Regions from separate parts of the Homo sapiens genome. Here region 1 is linked to region 2. Evidence: read pairs that join two places in POLR2A ChIA-PET (ENCODE). Cell type or tissue: Caco-2. All regions are shown on one strand. Links, peaks and the distances in the headings refer to the core of each region. The heading gives the core; the rest is flanking DNA. Region 1 has its middle 62 kb from the start of GATA6-AS1. Region 2 overlaps LINC01900 (long intergenic non-protein coding RNA 1900).

Region 1 (2,917 bases), core at 240-2,739, 120 kb before region 2:
CAAAAAAATTAGCCAGGTGTGGTGGTAGTGCATGCCTGTAGTCTCAGCTATTCAGGAGGCTAAGGCAAAATCGTTTAAGCCTGGGAGATGGAGGCTGCAGTGAGCTGTGATCATGCCACTGTACTCCAGCCTGGACAACACAGCAAGGCCCTGTCTCTAAAAAAAATCCAAAAAAATTTTTAAAGAGTTTAAAAATTTTAAAAAAGAAAGAAACAGTCATTCAAAAGATTAACTATTACCATACTATGGGTCAAAACATTCCACACAGTGAACTTTCTCTGAAATCCTTTGCCCCAGAAAGGAAGTATTTGGATACACAGCATGTTTCCTCCTAACTTTATCCAAAGAAGAAAATAAGCATTGAAATAGAAGAAGCTTAATTTTGTTAATGTCCTGGGATGTTGATGATAATCCATTCATATTTTTATTAGAGTAACTCTTAATGTTGAAATAGCTTTATAACTAACAGGCTCAGGGCATCTTCATTGTCCAGAGTAATTTCCCTGTGTAGAACTCTCAATGGCTCCCCACTGCCCACAGAAAAAGGCCACGCTCTTTGGCATAGCACATGGTCCTGCCCCAGCCTAAGTTTTGACTCCTCTTTCTACCACAACTGAAGCAGGCCCTGTTCTTTCCTCCATAATCTTGAGAACCATCATCTCATTCCTAGAATTGCCTTCTCCTTTATCTGTCCTCTGACCTCTTATCCCTTAGGATTCTGTTCAAATATTATTAATACCTCTTTTCCTATTAATAATTTATCATGCTTAACCATGTTCATTATTCTCCTCTTTTTTTTTTTTTTTTTTTTTTGAGACAGGATCTCTCTCTGTCGCCCAGGCTAGAGTGCAGTGGCGTGATCTCAGCTCACTGCAACCTCCACCTCCCAGATTCAAGTGATTTTTGTGCCTCAGCCTCCCAAGTAGCTGGGACTACAGGCATGTGTCACTATGCCCGGCTAATTTTTGTATTTTTAATGGAGATTTCACCATGTTGGCCAGGCTGGTCTCGAACTCCTGAACTCAGGTGATCCGTCTGCCCTGGCCTCCCAAAGTGCCAGGATTACAGGCGTAAGCCACTGCTCCTGGCCTATTCTCCCCTCTTTGACTCCACTTTTTAATCAGCATATGTGTCTCATGATGCATTTAATGATTTGTTTGCCCATCTGTCCCTGCCAATATGTTGTGATCTTAACAACCAAGAGCTTGGTGTTTGCTAATACCTCTAGAATCTAGCATTGGATATTGAAAGGACAGTTTAAGCACCACTTTTCTGTAAAATGGGAAAAAATACTACCCGTCAGCATTTTCATGAGATTAATATTATACGCAGAAGGGCCTAGCATACTGCCTAGAATGTAGTACCTATCCATTAGCATCAGTATCCATAATACCAACAATATTCATATTATGTTTGTTAAGTGAATGCTTAAATCTTGCTTTATAAAATTATAGTCACATGGTTATGCAAAAGTATACTTCATTAGATTTGGGCAAAGCTGGCAAGGTAAAAGAAGGCAGTTTGGAGGCTGAGCTGCAGGGTGACTTCTGGAATGACAGCACCTCATTGCTGACTCACTTAGCCCGTCTATGGCTCAGCTTCCAAGACTCTACAAATTAGCCAGTGAGTATTAAACACCAGCCCAGCCCACAAGGTAATCAGATCCAGGAGAGCCAGCTGATAACATTCCTGGAGTTCTATCAAAACACTGAAGGCTTACTATGAGGCAATGACAGTGGTGGATACAAACATAAATCAGGTGTTTTCCTGGCTCTCAGCTCACAGCTTCATGCGGGCAGCAGAGACATATACAAGGGACAACAAGACAAGCTGGAATTTGGCAGATGTTATAGTAGAGATACAAGCAAATACATTGATGGTGCAAAAGAGCACAAGATGAATTTTATTTGAGGGAATGGGAAGCAGGAACGCAGGTTTATTCTGTACCCATGCTGGGCCGGGGGTAGCTCATTTGGTCTTCATAATATGGTGAGATAGAGAATGTTGGCCGGGCATGGGGGCTGATACCTGTAACCCAGCACTTTGGAAGGCTGAGGCAGGAGTATTGCTTAAGCCCAAGGAGTTCAAGACCAGCCTGGGCAACATAGCAGGACCCCATCTCAAAAAAAGAGTGTTAACCTACTTTAGAGATGAGCACCCTAAGGCCCAGAGAGGTGAGATAACTTAGCTAAATCACACTGATAGTACACTAGGCTTCGAATGAAGGCCTTTCTGGTTTTGACGCCAACACTCTTTACTGCACCAGCCTAATCCCCAAGGGAGCTGAAATGGCCACATGGAAGCAGAGCGACCAAGTAGGGAGAATTGAGTGCCCCAGATAGAAGGGATCATGTAGACAAAAATCCAGAGAAGAAGGTTCAAAGATGTGTGAGTGTGTGTGTGTGTTTGTGTATGTGAAAGGGGAGAGTGGAAGGAGGGAGTCATGGCTGGAAAAAAGCCTGACAGACTAGGGCCAGATCACAGAGTACTTTGAGTTTTAGTCCTAAGATTGTTGTCCACTGTTATTTTTTAAATGATGATAATGAAACTATAATAATAATATTATATAGTGCCTTTATTTTTTTTGGTCTTATTGAAGTGTAATTGGCAAATGAAAATTGCATACAGGACCAGGTGCAGTGGTTCACGCCTATAATCTCCGTGCTTTGGAAAGCCAAGGTGGGAGGATTGCATGAGGTCAGGAGTTCAAGACCTGCCTGGGCAACATAACAAGACCCCATCTCTACAAAAAAATTAAAAATTAGCCAGGCATGGTGGCACGCACCTGTACTCCTAGCTGTTTGGGAGGCGGAGGTGGGAGGATTGCTTGAGCCTAGGAATTTGAGGCTGCAGTGAGCTATTATTGCACCACTGCACTCCAGCCTGGGTGACAGTAGAAGACCTTATCTCAAAAACT
Region 2 (2,917 bases), core at 304-2,803:
AAACTCTGTCTCAAAAAAAAAAAAAAAGGTGAAAGGGTAAATGTACCCTGTCAGGTATTGTTCCACTAAATGTTACAAGATACTTGACTACGACTTTATTTTAACTAAGGGCTAACCTCAAAAACTGATAGCCATCTTAAAATGAAGATGACAAGCATTCCATCCTCAAATAATCTAAAATGTATTCCCAATCAGAAGATCAGTAGGTTTTACCAATATTAACATTTCTATCCTTTCCCTAATTGATTGTTTATTTAGCTGAAGGCCTCTATGTGTGATATGCTACTGGCATATCAAAAGAGGGTTATTTGTTTTTGAACCTGCATGGTGATTAATTCTGCATTTTCATTCTTTTTTTGCAGGGTAGGGAGAAGTATGAGTATAGTGTATTGGAAAGAGAGTTTTGAAAACAGAAGGATCTTAATGCAAATCCAGATTGAACCATTTCCCTCTTTGTGGTCTGGGCAAGTTCATTTCACCCCTCTGAGCCACAGTCTGTTTTTCTAACTTCTGTCACAGGTTCCAGCAGTGATTAAGTAAAATTACAAATTTGGGAGCCCGCCACGTAATAGGAGCCCTTTACCTTTTCTAATTATTTCTTACATGGTAAGCATCCCTAATAAGTATTCACACCTGGTTTGTGGAGTCTACCTGCATGCCTCAGGTGACGTGAGAACATGGTTCACGTGAGGTCTGATCTCACAGGGCGGTGCTGGCCAGGCCCAGCATTGCAAAGATTCCTTCTATTATTCCCAGATTCTTCTCATTTTTTTAACACTCTTTGCCCTTTTCCCTAGGTCAAATGGAAGGGTATGATCCCTACAATAAAGCACAGACTTATTTTTTCCATAGGCCTGTCAAATACTCCCCGATAGCCCCTGTTCTGTCCCAAGGAATGATGTAGCAACTCCTTAAGAATTCCTACCCAGCATTCTTACTAGTGAAACCTGAGTTGGTCATTACAACTATTTTTGTGGGATTTTAAAAAATCAGATCTAAATAACAAGCAAACATGTAACCGTGCATTTGTGCTATCCTTAGATTGTTATGGTTAAAAAGGGATAATTGATTTTAAGTTAAATATTCCTCATATCCTGATCCACCCCTCAAGTACTAGCTTTAATATTTTATAGACTACATGGTCCGACCTATTGACCCAGGTCCTGATGTGCCCACGGACAAGCCGGAAGGGCCATCCTTCCCACTGGCTTTGCAATCTGGAGGCTGACAACCACCCAGCCTGCCACCCATCAAAGTCCCTGCTGGTGACTCTCTCCCCCAGCAAGCTGCCTCCCTTCCCCCACTTTCCCAAACATCTTGGGCATCTCAAACAATCCAATTACACTCAGGTTGTTTAAACAAACAGCAGCACAATTCCCCAGCCCAGAGCCCCAACTGAGGGATTCCCTTGGGCCGACTCTCACCACCTCCACCCCCAACCACAAGCCACTTTCAGAGAAGAGCAGCCCTGAGCAGAGACAATGAGCTCTGGGTTAACAGTGGGTAGTTTTCCATGTCTAAATGTTTGCAGACACTTGGTAAAGTGTCCCAGGCCAAGTTTCCAAAGGACAATACCTCCACACCACTGAGTTTGTTTAAGCAGGCAATCCCAGATAAGAAGGGGGTTGCCCCTCCTCTTCAAAAGCCAAGAATGCAAGATGGGCTGGAGGCAATGCTGTGGGAGGTTGGGACAAATTCCACTGGAACAAGGAATACTTGAGTCCCTCTCTCCACTCCCACCCTCCCTTAAAATAATAGATTTACCCTAAAGGAAAGGTGAAGTCAGGAGATTGGTGGAGTTTTTCTAAGTATTTCACAAATAAGACAGCTGGGACAAGGCAGAGTGCTATTTACAATGCCACAGCTGAGCTGGATTTAGAAGATGCAAGGCATGGTGGTGGGTGCCTGTAGTTCCAGCTACTCGGGAGGCTGAGGCAGGAGAATAATGTGAACCCAGGAGGCGGAGCTTGCAGTGAGCTGAGACCAGGCCACTGCATTCCAGCCTGGGCAACAGAGCGAGACTCCATCTCAAAAAAAAAGAAAAAAAAAAAAGAAGATGCAAAGGTTGCTTACAGTTTCTCACTGAGCAGGCATTCAGTCCCTGCAGAAGGACTGACTACCTTCCCCACTGGGCATTTCACATCATGTAAAATGCCAGTCAATGCCCAATGCCTTACATTTTTTGTTGAAAAGCAAAAGAACCAACCATTCTTATCTCCAGGCCAATTCTGAAGGGCTGCCACCAAACTTGTAAGGACCATCACTCGCCCAACAAATATGTCTAGATCATCCACTTAGAACAAATCCATAATGGTACAGGGGCAGCGAATAGAGGCAATATCTAGTTTCACATGTGATAGAAAGTGGCGTCTTATTTATTTATGTATTTATTTATTTTGTAGAGACAGGGTCTCCCTATGTTGTCCAGGCTGGTCTCGAACTCCTGGCCTCAAGTGATCCTCCCACTTTGGCCTCCCAAAGTGCTGGGATTACAGGCATGAGTCACTACATCTGACGGGTAAGTGTCTTAAAAGAAGAGCAAGCAAAGACTCTGGAAGCTCAGAGAAGAGACGGCTTCTGGCTGAGAGGAGGTGAGCTGATCAGAGAAAGCTTCACAGGGAAGAGGTGTTTGAGTCAGCCCTTGAACCGGTAGGAAGGGTGAAGATGAAAGCCAGCTCCCTCATCAGGCCATGGATAGGCTCTTCCCACATATTTCTAGTTCTTTCTACGTCTCTGGAGCCTTCAGCCATTAAAACAGGTATTCTTATATTTTCTGGGTTACAGACCCTTTCAAGGGAATCCTTGAAAGCTGTGGATTCCCTCTCCAGAAGAATGTCCCAAAATATGGCATGCCATTTCAGCCAGTGCCCAGACTTATCCAGGGACTTCTGGTTAAGAATTCTTGGGATCAAATGTT

Evidence for each region. Peaks named below come from ENCODE experiments on the same cell type or tissue, not always from the same donor. Only the 100,000 strongest peaks of a DNase experiment are listed, where the experiment ranks them.
Region 1: POLR2A ChIA-PET joins it to region 2 with 17 read pairs; 2 of 35 experiments call an interaction of 5 or more read pairs at or near these places.

Annotation. Positions count from the first base shown.
Region 1 is chr18:22,105,477-22,108,393 of GRCh38, reverse strand. No RefSeq gene overlaps it. Among named protein-coding and RNA genes, the nearest start is that of GATA6-AS1, 62 kb to the left of the region's middle. In Caco-2, for the core only: no CTCF peak of the experiment used is centred there; a DNase peak (open chromatin) is centred at 1,633.
Region 2 is chr18:21,989,878-21,992,794 of GRCh38, reverse strand. All of the region lies in intron 1 of LINC01900 (long intergenic non-protein coding RNA 1900), which reads right to left. Among named protein-coding and RNA genes, the nearest start is that of LINC01900, 10 kb to the right of the region's middle. RefSeq lists an enhancer at 762-1,634. In Caco-2, for the core only: no CTCF peak of the experiment used is centred there; DNase peaks (open chromatin) are centred at 694 and 1,504.